Regions from separate parts of the Homo sapiens genome. Here region 2 is linked to region 1. The links are chromatin loops, found by intact Hi-C in ENCODE. Cell type or tissue: HCT116. All regions are shown on one strand. Each heading gives the region's core, and the rest is flanking DNA. Links, peaks and the distances in the headings are about the cores only.

Region 1 (10,797 bases), core at 4,518-8,517:
AAAGAATTTTGTAAATTAGACCCAAAAAGCACAAGACATGAAATTTTGACTGCACGAAAATTACGGATTTCTGTTCAGTGAAGCCCATCATAAACAAACTTACACAGACAGAGGATAGACAGAAAGAAAACATTTGGAAGATATTTCACGCCAACAAGGAATTCAAACCCAGAATATACAATAGTGCTCCTTATCTGCAGGGGATACATTCCAAACTTTGCCAAGTGTATGCCTGAAACTGTGGATAGCACCAAACCTTATATATACTATGTTTCTTTCTTTTACATACATACCTCTGATAAAGTTTAATTTGTAAATTAAGCACAGTAAGAGATTAACAATAACTAATAATACAATACAACAAATTATAATAATATAATAGCATTACTACTCTTGCAATTTGTGGCCATTATTAAATAAAATAAGAGTGACTTGAACACAAGCATTGAGATACCACAAATTATTCTGAGAACCGGCAGGGCTACTAAGTGACTAAGGGGTGGGCAGCATGTGGTTACATGCTAGACAAAGGAATGATAAGGGCCTTGGGCAGGATGGAGCAAGATGGCACAAGATTTTATCTCACTAGTCAAAATGGCATGCAATTTAAAGCTTATGAATTGTTTATTTCTGTAATTTTCCACTTAATATTTCTGGACTAAAGATGGTAGGTAACAAAACTCGGAAAGCAAAACCTCAGATAAGGGGGGACGACTTTATAAGGAACTCCTATAAATCAGATAAAGTACCCAAGAGAGACATTGACAAAAAGTATGAATAGCCAACTCTCAGAAGTGGAAAACCAAATGCCTAAGAAGGATTGAAGAGAAGTTCAGTGTCACTAGTAAACAGAAGAATGGAAATTAAAACTATTTGACATACCGCCTTACATTACACCCAATAGATTTATAAAAATTAGAAAGTTGGGAAATCTTGGCAATCTTGGCAAAGGTGTGGGAAACAAAAACCCTCATGTGCTGCTGCCGGGAGTGTACACAGATACAGGTATCCTAGAGAGCACTGTGGCAGTATCTCTGTGTGTGTGTGTGTGTGTGTGTGTGTGTGTGTGTGTGTGTGTGTGTATTTGTGCGCATGCGCACATGCACACACGTGCATGCTCACTGACAACCTACAATCCAGGAATCCCTCTCCACACAGGTTCATGAAGAAATACACACAAACATGTCTATCACAGGATTGTTTGTGGTACAAGAGAGTTCGGGGCAGTCTGGGAGTCCACCACTAGGGGCCACAGATATGTTAAGAGGATCAGATGATCATGACATGATCATGACACATAATATGGAATCTTATGCAGCAGTTAGAAGAAATGCGCTAGCTGTGCATAAAGGAACATGAATAGAGCTTAAAAACAGCATTGCATCAAAAAGCAAGAAACAGAATGAGAGCCATTGAACATTACAGATTTAACACATATATTCATAAAGCAGCATTATAGAAAAAACAACCTGGGGGTACACTCATATCCAAACACTTATTAATACATCAGAGTGACTGCCAGTGCTGGCAATCAAGGAGGAAAACAATGAAGTAAAATAAAACAAAAAGGTCCTCTCATGGATGATCACATACAGTGATCTGAGGAAGGCGATTAACTCAAATCTTTGCACTTTAAGTCCAAAAGAAGAAAAAAGGAAAGATCTAAATCCTATCTTCCTTTCTTGAAGCTTTTTCATCCCATAAATGAGATGCAACATCTGATTTTTGAGATAATCCATGTAAACATCTGTGCAACTAGCAACTCAAGGATCATCCATCTAGCTGGTTCTTCCGGGTCTCTGGGGACACTTGAGCAAAGCACACATCCATGAGATGCCAGAGGGTAGAAATAAAACAGAGTGAAGGATACCCTTGTAAACTCAATTCCATAAACCAAAGCCTAAATACGGCCTCATTTATGAAACTAGAAGTGCAGTGTAAAACCAAGAATAAAGAGATTGCAGTGTCAGATCAGTGACCCTAGCGTGGTTATTTCCATCAAACAAAATGGAAAGTTATCTAACAATGAAGCACAGAAAAGAGAAAACAAACAGGTAGCTCTGCGTCATCTGCAAAGACAATGTAGTTGGTAAAGTCAGATTATTTGGCATAATCAGGCAATATAAAATGTATATATGTACATATATATATATATATACAATTTTTAAAGTGAGTTGATCTTAGGATTTTGTTCACTTCAAATTGCTTTCAGCCAAACAGGAAACACAAAAGAGCCCGGTTTGATTCCAGAACTCTTCCTTTTTAAGGCTGCCAGGTCTGTCCTCTTGCAGGGAATGAAAGTGAACAAGGCTGAATATTTCTCTGTGTTTCTGAGAAGGGCTTGTCTGACCCAAGTCCTTGCACCTGCATGCACCACCTGTGGCATGAGTCTGTTGCCCTTTTTCAGTTTGTTCTTTCTTGTCTCCAACTGTCTGCCTAGACAGATGACTGCTGGTAATTCACATGTTTTTCCTTCTCCTTAGCTTTAATACTATAGCCACTCCACTTAAATTACACTCCAAGGTAAGCAGGAATTGGTTTTAAATGGAACCCTGAGAGATGGGGAAGTGAGGAAGGTGGGGGATGACTTCTTGATTCCTTGGTGCTGTATTATCACTTGATTCTTCCTCTGAGTTATCTTTTGTACTTAAAATTCCTTTATTTCGCCATTAAAGTGAGTGAGCCTATAAACTGTACTCACTCTGGATACTTAGGTATTTGAAAATGTTTTTGGCTACCATTTCATTTGGCTAGCATTTTATAGTGGACTCACCTACAGATTTAACTAAAAGTCTAAGATACCCTGTAGCAGCACATCAATTTAGGGAAAACTAGCTTTAAAATGTATAGAAACTTAAGAGTACATAACTTTAAAAGTATATAAAGACATACTACTAAACTAAAACGATCACAAAATCTTAGAATTTTGTAGGAGAAAAGAACCTTAGCAAGCACTGACCAGTTTTCAGCCTCTTTTTTTTTTTTCTGCCTCCATACTGCTTATATTTGCAAATTCTCAGTAACATGGCTTCTACTTAATGAGTCTCACCTGGGAGAACAAACATGCACTGTAGCTTGAAAAGATCACCTCTCTCTTTCCCCATGCCAAGTTTATTAGTTTTCAGAGACCATTTGTTGCTAATTGATGATAAAAGTAATATTGTGATTCATGACTTTCCCTGTTTTTTATCTACCAGCCTGTGCCTCACTTTGAACTGTGCGACATAAGACAGGACCGTGGCTGGGCACGGTGCCTTAAGCCAATAATCCCAGCACTTTGGCAGGCCAAGGCGGGCAGATCACGTGAGGTCGGGAGTTCAAGACCAGCCTGACCAACATGGAGAAACCCCATCTCTACTAAAAATACAAAATTAGCTGGGTGTGGTGGCACATGCCTGTAATCCCAGCTACTCAGGAGGCTGAGGCAGGAGAATCGCTTGAACCTGGGAGGCGGAGGTTGCAGTGAGCTGAGATGGAGCCATTACATGCCAGCCTGGGCAACAGAGCGAGACTCCATCTCAAAAAAATAAAAATAAAAAAAATTTAAAAGACAGGGCCATGAACACAAAACAACTGTGTCTCCATCTGCAGAGAAGCACTGAGTATCTGGACATTGTTTAGTGTCCTTTTTAACCTTATAATTAAATTCCACACTTCCCCTGCTATTGTTTAAAGTATTTAGCACTCAACCAAATGTATTTTTATTGGCTATTAGTACTAAAGTAGTTACTATCTTATCAAAAGCCTATTAACAAAAGCCAAGGCACAATTTTTTCCCATGCAGTCTCTGGCTTTGATTTTTTAAAAAAAATTTTTTAGACATATTCATGTAGAAAAGTTACAGAATACGGATGAATAGAAAAACAGTTTTTCTTAATCTCACCACCTAGAGAAAAGAGCATCTCCCATGTACACTTCTAGTCTTCATTTTCATCTTAAGAATATTTTACTTAAAAAATGTCACCCAAACAGACTTGTGTCTACAAAGGTGAGCTTCTGAGAAACCAACTTCCCTTGTGCAGCAGCAGACTCTGCTTTAGAGGGAAGGAAGCGGCTCACATCCTGACTAACAGGGGGTCATTGTTACTCTCTCAGAATTGGCATAATGCCTTCTTCTTCAGCCAGAAAGACAATTATGTGACAGAAAATCTAAGAGGTGGGCCTGCCTTAGGGAAAAGTGGCTTAAAAGCAAATTTGACTCACATAAAGAGAGTGCTAGGTATTTTCCTTGCTTGCTTTCTCTGTAATTGTTACAGCCCAGAAAGACATGGGTTTGAGTCCCAGTTATTCCTTACAAGCCAGGTAACCTTGGATAAGTTACTAAAGTCCCTCTCTGCTACAGTTTCCTCATTTGTTAAATAGGAACAATAATAGTACCAACTTGACTGAGTTCTTGCAAAGACCAGCAAGTTACGTAGGGGCCAAGGGAGAGCTTTCCTCGTGGCCCTCAGAAGGTTTGCTGAAAAACCAACTCAAAAAAGGTAGACTAATTGGAGAAAAGACATTCAAATTTATTTAACGGGAATACACAAGAGCCTTCAGAATGAAGACCAAAACACGCAGGGGAAATTGTCATTTTTATGCTTAGGTTCAACAAAGTATGGCCAGCTGTATAGGAACATGACTGGACAAAAAGGGTAAGATCTAATGGCCGGAGTGGGGAAACCCAGCAAGGCCTGTCCGTCTAGATTCTTCTTGGCGTCTCTGAGCACGCATTCCTTCCTTCTGGGTGTGGGACAGGACCCTCTCTGGAACCAGGGTCTTATGTCCTACAGTCAAATAAGGGAGGTCAGATAATTTCTTCATGGCCAGTTTTTATACAGAAAGGTGGAGGGAAAGTTAGAGTAAAATTGTAGGTTTTATGACTAGCTTTGGGTAAAGGGGTTCTGGTTTCTATGACCCACCTTCGGGAAGAGGGATTCTAGTTTCTGCGGCTGGCCTCAGTGGAGAAAGGATTAAGAGACAGGAGGGCAGGAGAAGGTCAAAGAAAAACTTCTGTTTCTGAGGTTGCTTTCTGAGGTCTTTGTTTTAGGGTATTGTTTTCCGAGCCCAAACAGTTCAACAGAGTTTTTAGTGCCTGGCCTGCAGTAGTAAAAAGGTTTCAACAAATGTCAGCAGCGTTACTGTGGTTGTGGATCAGTATGAGGATTATATGAGATACTCTATTTGAAACTCCTGCCACACTTAGGAATTAGTATTTCAATAATTAGCATTACAGGGAGGGTTTGTTCTTAACTACTCACCTTTTCACTTGGCCACACTCCCTGTTTTTTTCTTCTAGTCCACTGCTATCTGGTAGCAGTTTCTGTGATGATAAAAATGGTCAATTATCCGTGCTGTCCAACATGGTAGACGCTAGTCACATGTGGCTGTTGAGCTCTTGAAATGTGGCTAGTGCAACTTAGGAACTGAATTTTTCATTTCAATTTTAATTAATTTCAATAGTCCCACCTAGTCCCTTGATTTCTGTCTGCTCCTATCCCTGTCTAATCACCCATATTTCCTTTAGGCATAAAGTAGATTCATCTATAGGGACTTCGGTCAATCTCTACTCATTTACGCTAAGTTTTGAATAATGTTTTCTACATAGCACTTTATTGATAAATTATACATACAATCCTACCATTAAGAAATCAGAAACAGACCTGGCACAGTGGCTTATACCTGTAATCCCAACACTTTGGGAGGCCGAGGCAAGTGGATCTCTTGAGGTCAGGAGTTCAAGACCAGCCTGACCAACATGGTGAAACCCCGTCTCTAATAAAAATACAGAAAACTCCTATGGGCATGGTGGTGAGCGCCTGTAGTCCCAGTTACTTGGGAGGCTGAGGCACGAGAATCACTTGAACCTGGAAGGCGAAGGTTGCAATGAGCCAAGATCATGCCACTGCACTGCAGCCTGGGTGACAGAGTGTGACCTTGTCTCAAAAAAATTAAAATTAACAAAAAATTAAAAAAGACAAAAAAGAATTCAGAAACAAATTGGATGTATTTCCAGCATCAAGCTTCTCCACCAAGTCTGCCTTTCCTTTTATTAAGCACTTTGCAAATTTGAATGCAAGTAACTGAATAACCTTAAGAAAACCATTTGGCAGATTAGTTTAAAAGGCTGCGGCCAGGCGCAGTGGTTCAAGCCTGTAGTCCCAGCACTTTGGGAGCCTGAGGCGGGCGGATCACGAGGTCAGGAGATCAAGACCATCCTGGCTAACACGGTGAAACCCCATCTCTACTAAAAATACAAAAAAATTAGCCGGGCATGGTGGTGGGCGCCTGTAGTCCCAGCTACATTGGGAGGCTGAGGCAGGAGGATGGCGTGAACCCGGGAGGTGGAGCTTGCAGTGAGCCAAGATTGCGCCATGGCATTCCAGCCTGGGTGACAGAGCAAGACTCCATCTCAAAAAAAAAAAAAAAAAAAAAGGCTGCTTTACACATCTGGAATGGAAAGGGGGGTACTTCTGCTATCAAATGCCCTCCTTCACAAAATACAGCAGGATAATTGTTGATCTGCTTCAATCTGTGTCTCCCTGCTCCAATCCGTGTCTCTCTGTGGGCCCTTGCTCAGAGATGCCATGTGGTGTCTGAACTTGACCAGACTCCCTGAGGGCAGCCACCAGTTTCTTCAGAGGCAGCAGCTGTGGGATTGAGCCCCAGAAGTGAGTTTACACTCCCTTTTCCAGGGCTTAGGATCTCTGCTTCTCTTCCCTCTGTGATAAAGCCAATTTCAACTTCAGGGTCAGGTAATCACTTGACACGTCTATCAAGGAAAAGCAATAAAACCCTAAACAATTTTGCATTAGATCAGACTAGCTCTGTCTTCTCTCCCAGGGAAAGGCTGCCACCTGCTGTAAAACATCAGCACTGGGCTTTTCCAAGGTCACTGAACAACCACTTCCTCCCATACAAAATTAACGAAAGCACAACCACACTTGCCTTCACCTCTGCATGTCAAGAGTGTAAAGAGGAGGGCAAACCAGGAGGCACTGATGTAGAACAAGAGGCAAACTCATGCATATGAATAGTGCCCAGAAGGAACTGGCATAGCCATAACTCTGAATAAAAGAGCAGCCTCTCTTCAGCAATTAGCAACAAGGTATCACAAATTAGCTAATTCATAGTAACCTTTAGGAAATCTCCCATGACAGCCTCATTATTTCCTCCATCCTTCTAGTTCTGTGTACCTTTATGTATTCTCCACGCCCCTAGCAAGACAGGCAGGTGAAAGGATTTGATCATTTTCAGGACAGCATTCCTGAGCCTTGTTCCTGATTTCCTACAAAAATCCCAAATTGCAGCCGGGCGCAGTGGCCCATGCCTGTAATCCCAGCACTTTGGGAAGCCGAGGCAGGCGGATCACCTGAGGTCAGGAGTTTGAGACCACCCTGGCCAACATGGAGAAACCCCGTCTCTACTAAAAATACAAAAATTAGCCAGGTGTGGTGGCGCATGCCTGTAGGCCCAGCTACTTGGGAGGCTGAGGCAGAATTGCTTGAACCTGGGAGGTGGAGGTTGCAGTGAGCTGAGATCGCACCATTGCACTCCAGCCTGGGCAACAAGAGCGAAACTCCATCTTAAAAAAAAAAAAAAAAAAAATATTCCCAGGTTGCTCCTTGGGATTTTTGCAGGAGGCCAAAAATGGGAGCAGGCCTAGCACAGTGTCTATCTCATTGCATAAAAGCTTGAATTGTTTGTTTGTTCTGTCTTTGGTGGGGACAGTGTGCCCAAGAAAAGGAAGAACATTTCCCAAACTCAGAAAAAAGAAAGCAAAGGCATTTGGGACATGCCACCCCAAAATATGCTACTTTGGTATACTAATTATTTGAAGCTGAAGACACTTGAAAGACAGCAAATGCAGGGAGAGGCTTTCTCTGAACTCTCCCTTACCTGCCTGAAGACAGATCCTCCAAAATGAACTCAGTTGTCATTAATTCCCCTCTCTGGTAGGTTAATCAACCAGGAAGATTGACTATTACAACAGGACAGAAGATTAGAAGTGGACACCACTTCTATTACATCTATAATAGAATGTAAGAGTTTGCTACAAACGATTCCATCTCCCTAAGGGCTCATTCTTTCCCCCAAATTATTTACCCTCTCCTAAGTTGTCCATATCCCTCTTCTTCTTTCCCCTACGAAGACAGTATAAGCTCCCAAATCTCACCACTTTTTTGGGTATTCATTTTTTTTTCTCTTGTGATGCCCCATCCATGCAATAAATTTGTATACCTTTTCTCCGGTTAATCTGCGTATTGTCAGTTTGTTTCACAGACTCAAATTTTAAACCTAGGAGGGTAGAGGAAAAGTCTTTCCCTCCCCTGTAAAAGCAAGAATGAGGTGCTAGTATAGGGCCCATCATTTTATGCCCCAGAGCCTCCTCTTCCTTCTCCATTCTCCACTCCCACCCTGAGACCATTCACCATCCATCAGCTACTGTGGTCTACCCCCCAACACAACTTTTAAGAGTAGGTTTTGCTTACCATTATCTTCCTGCAAAGGGTACTCACGACTCTAAACTCCTCTCCCTGAATTGTGCCGTTGTATCTGGGAATTTATCAAACTTCAAGAATTCCTTAGGGATTCCAATGTTGAGTAAACTCAAATATAAACAAGCTGACATTTACAACTAAATATCCAATATCCAAAAAGTTTACAATATAAGAAAATAAGGCCAAACACCAATAACTTCTAAGCAAAAATAGCCGAAAGACAAATGCCTTGCTGCCTGGTTTTTAGCCTTGTAGAATCTGTGGCATTGTTATGGTTGATACAATTGTAAAATATCTGCAAAACATTTGCCAGCCTCTTGATGAAACTGAGTTATTTTCTTCACTGTAAACCACGGGAGAGCCCCAGATTGCCACTCCAACATCTCCTACCTGTATTCACAAACAGGAAGATGTAGGCTATGAAAGCAGGAAAGGACAAGAATATTTTTGTTGGTGTAAGAGAAGGCTTTTTAAAAGTTGCCTCAACAGCCAAAGAAATGAAATGAAGCCTTGTATTATCTGATCCTTCTACACATTTGTGTGTGTGTGTGTGTGTGTGTAGTTTTTCAAATAACTTTTTTTTTTTTGAGGTGGAATCTCACTCTTGTCACCCAGAGTGGAGTGCAATGGCGCGATCTCAGCTCACTGCAACCTCCGCCTTCCAGTTTCAAGCGATTCTCCTGCCTCAACCTCCCGAGTAGCTGGGATTACAGCCGCCTGCCACCACACCTGGCTAATTTTTGTATTTTTAATAGAGACAGGGTTTCACCATGTTGCCCAGGCTGGTCTCGAACTCCTGACCTTGTGATCCGCCCGCCTCGGCCTCCCAAAGTGTTGGGATTACAGGCATGAGCCACGGTGCCCAGCCTCAAGTAACTTTTAAGGCAACATTTTATTTAAAATTCTGCCTCTTTAACTTTCATTTTTTTTTTTTTTTGCTTCTATAGTTTTTTATTTGCATTCATTTAACACACAATTTTATAATTTACACATTTTTAATGTCTTGAATTATTCCTTTGAGTTGTTATATAAAAATTTACCTAGTTGTTGAAGTTTAGTTTCCTATGTTTTTCATTTTAGTTCATACTGAAATAAATATGTTTGTGGAAAGTGCTTTTCTCCTTACTGCAAGTTAATCTACAATCCATTACAGTGAAGAGCATGTGGCAATGCTCAGCAAATATTATAATTTTGTATAATAAATTATCAAGAATGAGAATATGGGGTAAAACAAACATTGAAACAATTCTGGTGTAAAAAAACAACATCTTGATACAGATTACTAAATAGCTTTCTAAAATAATTCTACTTATTTGCTATGTCAACAGATAAGTTGTTTAACACATTATTTCCATCGATACATCTTTTTAAATCTTATTCATTAAGAAGAGATTAAGGTATGACAAGAATACTGGTTAAATCAAAGGACATAGAGAGTATGAATGAATATGGAGAGTGTGGGTCACATTTTCAATTTTTTTTTTTTTTTTTTTTTTTTTGAGACACAGTTTCGCTCTTGTCTCCCAGGCTAGAGTGCAATGGTGCGATCTTGGCTCACTGCAACATCCACCTCCCAGATTCAAGTGATTCTCCTGCCTCAGCCTCCCAAGTAGCTGGGATTACAGGTGCCTGCCACCATGCCCAGCTAATTTTTGTATTTTTAGTAGAGATGGGTTTCGCCATGTTGGCCAGGATGCTCTCGAACTCCTGACCTCAGGTGATCCACCTGCCTTGGCCTCCCAAAGTGCTGGGATTATAGGCATGAGCCACCTTGCCCAGCCTCAACTGTTTTTAAAATCTTGACTATAGTTTAATTTTTCATTTAAGTCCGCATTCTAACTTGCAGGGCAGAACATGTAATGGGATCAGTTAACCATCCCAATTTGAACATCTTAAATCTTGGATCGGTTTTAGCCCAAAGGACCAAAGTGGGTTTGAATTTGTTATAAGGTGAATTTCCAGCTAGCAGGGAAGGACAAGAGGCCACAGAACTTGGCCATTCAAAGTGTGGTTTGCAGACCAGCTGCGCCAGCACCACCTGGAAGCTTGTTATTAGGTTGGTGCAAAAGTTATTGTGGTTTTTGCCATCAAAACCGCAATTACTTTTGCACCAGCCTAATAGAAATGCACAGTCTTGGGCTTCAGCCCAGAGCAACTGAATCTTAATCTGCATTTCAACAAGAGCTCCAGGTGCTTCTTATGCACATTGAGTTGGAGAAGCCACCTTCTAGACAGTGAAAATTGCTACTGCCAGTTGTCTAAGGGCTTTAGTAGAAAAGATAGTTCACCATGAATATTAAAACATGAATCTAAA
Region 2 (10,797 bases), core at 3,517-7,516, 510 kb before region 1:
ATCACTCTAAATGATTAATTTAAATGATGATGATGAGCTACGTAGCTGGCAATTAAAAGCAACATGCCAAGCAATATACCTGCTACTTTACATGCATTATCTTAATCTATTACAAAATTCTACAAAAAAGAAATTACCCAATTGTACAGTGAGAAAGCAATCTCAATGTCTGAATAATCTGCCCAAAGCAAAACCAAAAAAACCCAGAGAGCATTTATATTCTTTCCACCACACTGGAATGTCTCTTACTACCACTCATCTACTCTAGATTTAGGAACAATAAGATTGGATGCTTGTGGGAAGTATTATGCTATTATAGCTAAACAATCTTTTTTTGAACATAAACATGAATTTTGATAGCCTTTTGGAAATATCTTTGCTGCTAACAGTACAAACCAAAGTAGCAAAGAATGTCTCAATTTTTACTGATAAAAAATTCGAAAGCTCATTCATCATTTTGGTGATATGCATTATCTTTTAGAAATTCCATTTCTCTACTCGTCTTTGTTGCATGTATATTTTTGAATAGAATACTACACTACCTCTCTCCCAAGTAAAGCCTGCATATTCCCCAGAGTATTTCCACCAAGAACAAACAGATACATTTCTTGGCTTTTTTTTTTTAAAGTATTTTTATTAACTAAAACTTGCTGGATTTAGATCAACTTAGTTTTGGTACCACTAGGTTTACTATACATGTGCAACCTACAATAACATTCATTCCTATTTTCCTAACTATTTCAGATACATGTAATATATTTTCCAACTTAGCCCAATTTACCATTTAAACATCAACTGGGAATACAAATTGTTATTAAGTTAAAGCCTGTTGTAAGATTAAGTTTACTATTGAATTGACACAGACTGTAAAAGCAAAATGCCACATCATGGTGGTACTTCCTGCCAAGTAACAAAAACAAGTTGATGCTTGATTTCTGTTTTGTAGTGTAGTGAGCACCCAGGAAAATTAAAAAAAAAAATTTCATAACATTTTCTGAACCCAAATCTCTTTTGGAAGCTGTATCAGAGCAAAAACTTAACACTGCATAATTAGTCTTAGGGTACTCTTTTGTAATTCTACAAAAGTTATTCTCACATCATAATTATATTCATGTGTGTGATATTGGAAAAGGTTCTCACTATCAATTATGAACCCTAAGTAAAGGGTAGCCTCAAGATCCCAAGGCCTGTGAAACTTGAGTGCATCAAGGGGCCCTTGCTCTCACTTGCCTCAACAGAGAGAACGGACAGACATTATTTTCAAAGGGATCAGATAACCACCTAATTGGATACATGATTGGCTCCTCCTGGGCAGGGAAGGTAAACAAAAAACTAACATGGCCAAATTTTATTTCTCTGTAAATTAAATCTTTCTTGTATCCTCTTTGTTATCTTTTTAATGGGATAGGAAAAAAATGTTTACCACAGGAAGAAAGAAATGACCCTAAAACACATCCAACCACTTGGGCAATGTTACACATAACTGCCAGGTGTCAAGACACCAGTAAAATTCTCAAATGAGTGGAATGAAGCTGAGGCAAAAAAGGATGTAAGTTGAATGGAAATTTCTAAAGAAAGTTTCATATATGTTTAGGATCAGATATTACATTAGATTGCTTCAAATCTTACGTTGAATAAGATAGAGCAGGAGATTAGCAATCTTTTCTATAGAGAGCCAGACAGTAAATATGTTAGGCCTTGTAGGCCATATGTAAAGGAATAAGCATGGGTATGTTCCAGTGAAACTTATTTACAAAAACAGGCAGTAGATTTGTCCTGTGGGTCATGGTTTGCCCCTTGAGGTAGAGCAGTAAATAATAAATAACCAGAATCCACTAACAGCATTGCCCAACACAGGGAGGGAAACTCCTCAACAATTCAGCAACTAATAGAATGAACAAAGGCTTTTTTTTTTTTTTTTTTTGAGATAGAGTCTCGCTCTGTCACCCAGGTTGGAGTTTAGTGGTGCAATCTCGGCTCACTGCAAGCTCTGCCTCCCAGGTTCACGTCATTCTCCTGCCTCAGCCTCCCGAGTAGCTGGGACTACAGGTGCCCACCACCGCGCCCAGCTAATTTTTTGTATTTTTAGTAGACGGTGTTTCACCATGTTAGCCAGGATGGTCTCCATCTCCTGACCTCGTGATCCACCCACCTCGGTCTCCCAAAGTGCTGGGGTTACAGGTGTGAGCCACTGCGCCCAGCCCAAATATTTTTATTAAATTTACTCTGACATTTTATTTTTAAAAGTGTATCAATTTCCAGCCAGGTGCAGTGTCTCACGCCTGTAATCCCAGCACTTTGGGAAGCCGAGGCGGGTGGATTGCTTGAGCTCAGGAGTTTGAAACCAGCCTGGCCAACATGGTGAAACCCCGTCTCTACTAAAAATACAAAAATTAGCAGGGCATGGTGGCGCACGCCTGTAGTCCCAGCTACTCAGGAGGTTGAGGCATGAGAATCACTTGAACCAGGAGAGGTGGAGGTGGCAGTGAGCTGAGATCATGCCACTGTAGTCCAGCCTGGGTGACAGAGCAAGACTTGGTCTTAAAAAAAAAAAAAAAGTGTATCAATTTCCATAAGACCAGTTTGGTGGTAAGGGCATCCTGTAATGAGTTTCTCACCACTATCTTGTTTTGGGTAATAAATAAGGCCAAATTTAACTTACTACTAGTTAATTCCAGTAAGTAAATGACTGGTATAATAACACTTCAATAGAGGGCTATAGATCCAGGGGCCAAGACTCCAGTTTCTGCATTTATTTATTTTATTTTTTATTTTTTATTTTTTTGAGATGGAGTCTTACTCTGTCACCGAGGCTGGAGTGCAGTGGTGCGATCTCGGCTCACTGCAACCTTGGCCTCTCAGGTTCAAGCGATTCTGCTGCCTTAGCCTCCCAAGTAACTGGGATTATAGGCGTCTACCACCATTTCTGCCCAGTTTCTGCATTTATAATCTGGAGATATCAGGGTCTATCTACCTCACGAGGTGGATGATAATTCAGAGGATTAAATATTTGGCACCGAGGGTGTCAGAGGTGGCAGCTTTTATCATTACTACTGTTATTATACAAATGATACATACAGACACAGGGGGCTTGCCAGGGAATGAAATAAATGAATGGCAAAACTAGAATCAAAGCTCACTAAGAATGTTTCTCTACCATGATTTAGCATTCTAAATCACTATGAAAATACTTATCTCAATTTATCAATTTCTACCATATTATGATATAACAAGAAATTAAATAATCTAAGCATTCTGCATCCTTCCCAAGGTCATCCTATTGAGTTGGGGGAAAAAAAAGTACCTAGTTTTTAAGAGTATCTATTTTTAAGAGTCTCTTATATAAATGAAACCTGCTATAGTTACTCCTTGTAGAGTTTAAATTTTGGATATTGGTGGTTGGCTTACAGGCATTATGACTTAAATCTTGATTGCATTATGAAACACAAAATGTATAAACCACACATTAGGCATTAAGAATACTTTGCTTCTCAGCTGGGCGCGGTGGCTCATGCCTGTAATTCCAGCACTTTGGGAGGCCGAGGCAGGCAGATCACAAGGTCAGGAGTTCGAGACCAGCCTGACCAACATTGTGAAACCGTGTCTCTACTAAAAGTACAAAAAAATTAGCTGGGCGTGGTGGCTGGTGCCTGTAATCCCAGCTACTTGGGGAGGCCCAGGCAAAGAGAATCACTTGAACCTGGGAGGCAGAGGTGCAAGACTCCATCTCAAAAAGAGTACTTTGCTTTCCAAGAAGCACAATAAAGTTAAACATTCAAAAATGTGATGTAACATAGTCCAAATAACTTGGTAAGTAGAACAGTTACAAGAATATAACTAATGTAATACTCAGAAGAAGAGAAGTTAAAATAACCTACCACAAGAACAGTTTCTCTTATGACCAGACAGGTTTTTTTCAGGAAATAGATTTTCCCAAACAGATTGTGATCAGACACTAATTTTTTAAAGAAATCATTGCTATTTTGAACATAAAATTTGAGCACTTGGGATAAAAGGTGTATCAAAACTGTGAGAGTGGCAAAGGTTTCAAATTTGTTTTTCAAAAATTTTTTGGGGGTACATATATTATTTTCATCTGTTTTACAATACAATCATCCTCTCAACATCAGCCAAGGATAGTTTAACATATGCAAATAAATCAGTAGTAAAATTCAGTATCACATCAAAACTCTAGTTAAAGTAAAATATTAAACTTGGATTTCTTCTTATGAGTACAAAGGAACTTTGCTTATATTACTCTGCTTATGTGAACTCCTATTTCAATACAGAGTATATGCAGCCATAATGGGAAATCTACTGGTTTTGATTAGGTGGGGGCACAACACAAATCTTCAAACTCCCTGTAGCAGATTAATGCAGAAAAAGGTTGCATCAAACAGTGACATTTACTAACATATTACAGTACGTGTGGACTTGAATTAGATGTAAAATTCCAAAAAATAGATACTTTATTATTTAGAATTGGTGAAGTGACACTGGCTGAGCTCTAGTTTCCTTAGGCACGTAAGGCAGTATAAGTAAAGCAAACAATATCATTTTAACCCAGTTCAGGAAAGTGGGAGCCTAAATTCAGCAAAAGATCAAAAGATGTACTCTGAAACCTACTCAGAAGCTGCAAAAGCTTGCTATCATGTAACATAATTTTCATTTAATGCTCACATAGTGCCCACCATGTGGCAGACATTATTCTAAATGCTTTACAAAGTTTAGCTCATTTAAGTTTCAAAAGAACCATATGAGGGAGGTAATAATATCATCTCCATTTCCTGGATGAGAAAAGCAGAGCAGAAAGAGGTTAACTTCCCTGTGGTCACATGAATATTAAGTGGAGAGGCTGAGTTCCTACCCAGGAAGTATAGTTTCAGTGTAGGTGCTCTTAACCACTATATTATGTTGTCATCAAAGCAGTTCTAAGTTCAATTTCTAAAAATTGCAAGAGCTTTGAGGGCAGGGACTATGTCTTTTTCTTGAATTTCCAGTACCTGGGTTCCTGCACATAGTTGGTATTAATGTGCACCAGATTAAAAAAAAAAAAAAAAGCACTTCGCCTTCATTTAGGACTGCAGGGGGCATAATTGTTCTACTTATAAAAGTATATCTTACTGTAAGCCATCTAAATCATTTTTATACACAGGTTGGGCATATTTAAATAATTACAAGACATAAAATAGCCAAATCTTGTCTCCCATATACCATATTATGCTTGACGCTCTACATGTATTACTCCATGAATCTTCTAAAAGAAACTCCAGAAGTATTACTGTCTTCATATTACAGATGAAGAAACTATAGTTCAGGAAGATTCAGGTAAGTACCATAGCCTTACTGGTGGTATAGTACACAGCAGATATTTGATCCAAAGTCTGACTCCAAAGCCTACATTCTTTTCACTAAATCATGTTTTTCCCCACATTTTGTGGTCTTTCAAACATTTCTAGCCATAATTAGATAAGGGATTTACCTGTTAAATGGTGCGGTGATAACTATGCTTAAAGCAAATGATTTCATCTAACACTACAATTCATTGTTTTCAACAAAGTTAGTTGTTAATTCTTACTAAAGAGTCAGTGCTGCATTCTGAATATGAAGGTAACAAATAAATGCACACTTAGCATACTAAATATTTAGCTGATGTTACAATACTAAACGTCAAATCAAAATAATAGTTACAGCAATTACTTGATTTTTTTTTTCTTTTTAAGAGATGGTCTCACTCGCTCATTCAGGCTTCAGCGCAGTGGTGCCATCACAGCTCACTGCAGCCTTGAACTTCTGGGCTCGAGTGATCCTGTCACAACCTCCTGGGTAGCTAGGACCACAGGTGAACACCACCAGGCCTGGCTAATTTTTATTTTTTATTTTTTGTAGAGATGGCGTCTCACTATGTTGCCAAGGCTGGTCTTGAACTCCTCCTTTCAAGCAATCCTCCTGCCTTGGCCTCCCAAAGCACTAGGATTTCACATGTGGGCCACCACACCCAGCCCCAATTACTTGAATTTTAAATGCCATCATCTTCAAAGTATAAAGAGGAAAAACAGTCCTTGGTTTTCCCTTGAATATGGAATAAACTGATGACTGGCTAGCTGAATACCAGTTTATGTGACTCAGTCACACCTTTTCATTCACAGAAGTACCAACTTCTAAGCCTGGCAAACAGCACATCTGGCTATTAAACATTTTAAAAACTGGGGCTCTGATAAATGTAGGATTAAAAATCAAATGCTATTCAAGGCAGGTACCATACCCTCCTTTTTCATTTTCTCTATTAATGTCCAATGCTATGAAGCCAAGTAGAGGAGCTATGCTACTTACACAGAAGTATACTTGTGCTTAGACTAGTTCATACCTATCAAAAACCATTCTGAATGGAAACTAGCCCAAAGCAGGAGCTTTCGCTCTCAGAATAGCCTGACAGGTTGAGTATACTAACAAGAGCCAGAACTAGGGGGTACTCCCACACAAATTCTGATTTGCCTCCCTATTACTTTCTTTTTTTTCCTCCCCCAAGATGGAGTTTCGCTCTGTCACTCAGGATGGAGTGCAGTGGTACGATCTCGGGTCACTGCAACCTTCGTCTCCTGGGTTCAAGTGATTCTCCTGCCTCAGCCTCCCGAATAGCTCAAATTACAGCCGCACACCACCATGCCTAGCTAACTTTTGTAGTTTTAGTAGAGATGGGGTTTCACCATGTTGGCCAGGCTGGTCTCAAACTCCTGACCTCAAGTGATCCATCCGCCTTGGCCTCCCAAAGTGCTGGGATTACAGGCATGAGCCACCATGCCCGGCCCCTCCCTATTACTTCCTGTTAACCAAAAAACACATTTTATGGAGAAAGGGCTCAGGAAAGTCGTATGCATCCTTGGCTACACCACATCTTCAAAGGTACATTTGCTTTTTTAGCTTTTCCCTCTTTCCCAATTTTCTCATTTCTTGTATATTCATTTTCCTATCAGGGTCCTTCATTACCTTGAATGTCTTTATAATTATTATTATTTTTTAAACCAGATTTGGTTTCTGGAAAAGCAAAAAATGATTACCCAATGGTTTAATTCATCAGTGGGGCAAAGCTTCATGTATGAATTGACAACTTTTACTCATTCCTAGTTCTGTCATGTCTTTATGTCTCGGGGTAGTGGAAGAAAGTCCCAGGGTATATAAGCAGCCATTTCACTTTATCCACTGGTGCAAGTAAGCCATTTAATCTAATGCAGAGCTTCTCGACTGGCACGTTTTAGTCACAAACAGGTTCCAGTCTTCCATAAATCCTGAAAGCTATATATGGATGTAAGGTGTTCCCTCTTGTGATGGTTAAATTTATGTGTCAACTTGACTGGGCCATGGGGTGCCCAGACATTTGGTCAAACATTATTCTGGGGCGGAGCATGGTGGCTCATGCCTATAATCCCAGCACTCTAGGAGGCAGAGGCAGGCAGATTGCTTGAGCCCAGGAGTTGGAGACCATCTGGGCAACATGGCAAAATCCCATTTCTATAAAAAATACAAAAATTAGCCAGGTGTGGTCGCACACACCTGTAGTCTCAGCTACTAGAGAGGCTGAGGTGGGAGGACTGCTTGAAACCAAGAGGTGAAGGCTGCAGTGAGCAGAGACCATGCCACTACACTCCAGGCTGGGCAACGGAATGGGACCCTGTCTCAAAAACAAACCAAAGAACGCGAAAACATGTTATTCTGGGAGTACCTGTGAGGGTGTTTCTAGATGAGATTAAGATTTGAATTGGTAATCTGACTAAAGCAGATTGCCCTCCCTAATGTGGGTAGGCCTCATCCAATCAGCTGAAGACCTGAATAGAACAAAAATGCTAAGGAACTTCTGCCTGATTTTGAGTTGGTACTTCAGTTGGACTTGAGCTAAAAAATCAGCTCTTCTTAGATCTTAAGCCTGCTGGCTCCTGGGCTGGAACTTACACCACTGCTCTCCTGGTTCTTAGGGCTTTGGACTCAGACTGGAACTACACCATCAGCTCTTGGGTCTCCAGCTTATGCACTGTGGCTTTTGGAACTTCTCAATTTCCAATAATCAATCTCTCTCTCTCTACTACCTCCACTTCTACTTCCCCTCCCCATCCTTCCCTCCCTAACCTCCACACATACCCTATTGGTTCTGTTTATCTGGAGAACTCTAATACACCTCTATTTTATAAATGACTACATCTGGGCATAAAGAGATTAAGTGTATTGCAAGTCTCATTTAGCTTTCCAGAGAGGTGTACACAGGACCCCAGACTCTGGTTCTTATGCCATTCAAATGCCTATCTCCTTTAAAGGACAGCAGGTCCTTGAATAATGTCATTTTGTTGTAATGTTGATGAGAAAAACAACTGATTCCTGGCTGCAGCCACTACCTGTGTGGAGTTTGCACATTTTCCGTATGTCCACCTGGGTTTTTTTTCTGGGTATGCCAGTTTCCTTATAGATCCTAAAGATGTGTACATTAGATTGTCTAAATTGTTCCAGTCTGAGTAAGTGCTGGTATGTGTGTGTGAGTGTGCCCTGCAATGGAATGGCATTCAGGCCAGGAATAGTTTCAGCCTTGTACCCTGAGCTGGAGGGATAGGCTTCGGCCACTGATGACCCTGAGCTGGAATAAGTAGATTGCAAAAAGAATAAATTACAAAGTAAACATTCGTGAAGTCTACAATAATCATACAAATGCACAGCAATAAATTATGCAGTATGAAAGTGCCCAGTGAGCCTGCCAGATTTGTGATTGTTTTTGAATTGTATGGTGGTAGGAGGTGCTCCTTAGATCATTTTTGCTTTGCAAACGTTTATCCCTTGATTTTACCCAGCACCACTATGAGTGATGTCACTCACTGATTCACCAAAAACTGGGTAAGTAATTATGTTTCTTGTTCTTTGTAATCTTTCTTAAATGTGAGCATAGCTCACATTTATTTCAATGTTTAATATTAGAAGTGCTTTGTGTCTTTATTTAGAGGTTCAGTGATGTTTCTGTGACCAGAAAGATGCCATAGAAACTTAACTCTTGTTTATATCAGTTAGCCTATGGTAAAATTGGTTTTGTTATATGTCCTTTCACTTAAAGTTGCAGTTTCCAAGACCCTATCAAGGATATTAAGTAATGACTTAAGTATTTTATATTTAAGGTAACTCTTGATATTCCTTCAACTTATTTCCAGTTAGTTTTCCTTTCTTGCTTAGGGACAGGAGTTGATTAATATCAATAGTTTTAATATTGATAACATTAGGTTTCACACTCAAGTAGAAGTTTAGAAGAAACATTAAAATCCACTGGGTAATTTAATCTTCCATTTAAGAGGATATCTTATGCTGCAGCACCATTAAATATTAAGTAAGCTATCAAGTACAATCTACAACTGTATACTTACCAATCCCCAATTTCAAGCTGTATAAAGAGTGACCAGCTGTAATATTCACCAGATCTAAACATGATTTTTCCCTTCTGTACAGTTTCTGAATAAATCTAATAAAGCATTTCTATTTTGAAATTAAACACCAGATAGTCAAATTTTCTGAGGAAAAAATAGCAAAAGGAAATTCTATCGAAATAGTTAAATAAGGAAAGATCTATAAGGAAAGCTAAAGTCTTACATCTTAATTCTCTTATTTTGTTGCTTACTTCTGTTTTCAGTTGTATGTTCCAGTGTTCACAGGATGGAAAACCTGCATAAATATTAGCTAGATGACTAAATAAGTGAAGATGAAAAGGTAGGACTGGTTATATTCAGTTTAAGAACACTGAGTTTCTATGCCTGTAATCACAGCTACTTGGGAGGCTGAGGCACGAGACTCGCTTGAACTCAGGAGGCATAGGCTGCAGTGAGCCGAGATTGCACCTGCACTCCAGCCTGGGCGACAGAGCAAGATTCCGTCTCAAAAACAAAACAAACCAGTAACTTAATCTTGAACTAACACAAGCCAAGGTATTAGTAATTCTCTTCTTTTTGGTGGCACTTGACTTTCAAAGCTCTCAAAACAAATCTTCAGCTAACAGCATTTTCCCTGTAGCATTATCAATTGGATGTCTAATAAAAAATAACTCATAGCCTCCTTTTCTATACCCAATTAATATAAACAGATTACTTACCAATTACCTAAATTTCTAAATGATATCCAGAACAATATTTTAAAATTTTACAAAAGCTCAGGGGTAAATGCAGTGCTTATGACATTCATTACCTCTTTTATCATGTAGCTATCAAACAAGGCATTTTGGTTATTTCAATCAAGATTTCTTTCTGAAACAAAAAAGTTAAAAAAAAATTTCCTGGCTTCCCAGGACAGAAAAAAAAATTGTTAAAATAACACTCATAAAAAAGGACTGCTTTGAAATGTAAGGAAGGTTTTGTTGTTGTTGTTGCATTTTGTTGTTTTAAATCTTTAGCCAAAAAGTGAAGACCTCGTTCTCATTCGTATAATGGAGATACCACTACTTACCTTCTCTACAATTTATACAAATGTTAACAAAAGAATGAAATATACTAAACTTCAGGTTCTCAGAAAAAATTATTCACCGAAGGGACAAGATATCTATTTCTCAATAATGTTCATATATGGCTTTTACATCAAAGCTTGAACCCTCTGAGACTGGCTGGACCCACAGCTGAGAATTAGACTACGAACATTTTTTTAATTTTGCAAGAATTCTTGCTTGACTTTTCGCTACCTAAGTAACAAATTATTGCACTAACCCCAACGAAGACATATTTATTAACATTTTAAGATATCTTTTTGGTGGGCTAAAAACAGGAAAGTGCTAAGAAATGGGGACCT

What was found. Hi-C counts contacts between places; a loop is a spot of excess contacts. Peaks named below come from ENCODE experiments on the same cell type or tissue, not always from the same donor. Only the 100,000 strongest peaks of a DNase experiment are listed, where the experiment ranks them.
Region 2: it touches region 1 in a loop (7-fold over the local background); 35 of 110 quality-filtered maps call a loop at or near these places.

The regions. Positions count from the first base shown.
Region 1 is chr2:64,045,931-64,056,727 of GRCh38, reverse strand. No RefSeq gene overlaps it. Among named protein-coding and RNA genes, the nearest start is that of VPS54, 32 kb to the right of the region's middle. In HCT116, for the core only: a CTCF peak has its summit at 6,840 (motif pointing left); a DNase peak (open chromatin) is centred at 6,837.
Region 2 is chr2:64,556,602-64,567,398 of GRCh38, reverse strand. All of the region lies in intron 2 of AFTPH (aftiphilin), which reads right to left. LOC105374773 (a long non-coding RNA gene) reads left to right here. Exons shown (of 7, transcript XR_007086343.1): 5 at 5,156-9,947. Among named protein-coding and RNA genes, the nearest start is that of MIR4434, 36 kb to the right of the region's middle. In HCT116, for the core only: a CTCF peak has its summit at 5,083; a DNase peak (open chromatin) is centred at 5,088.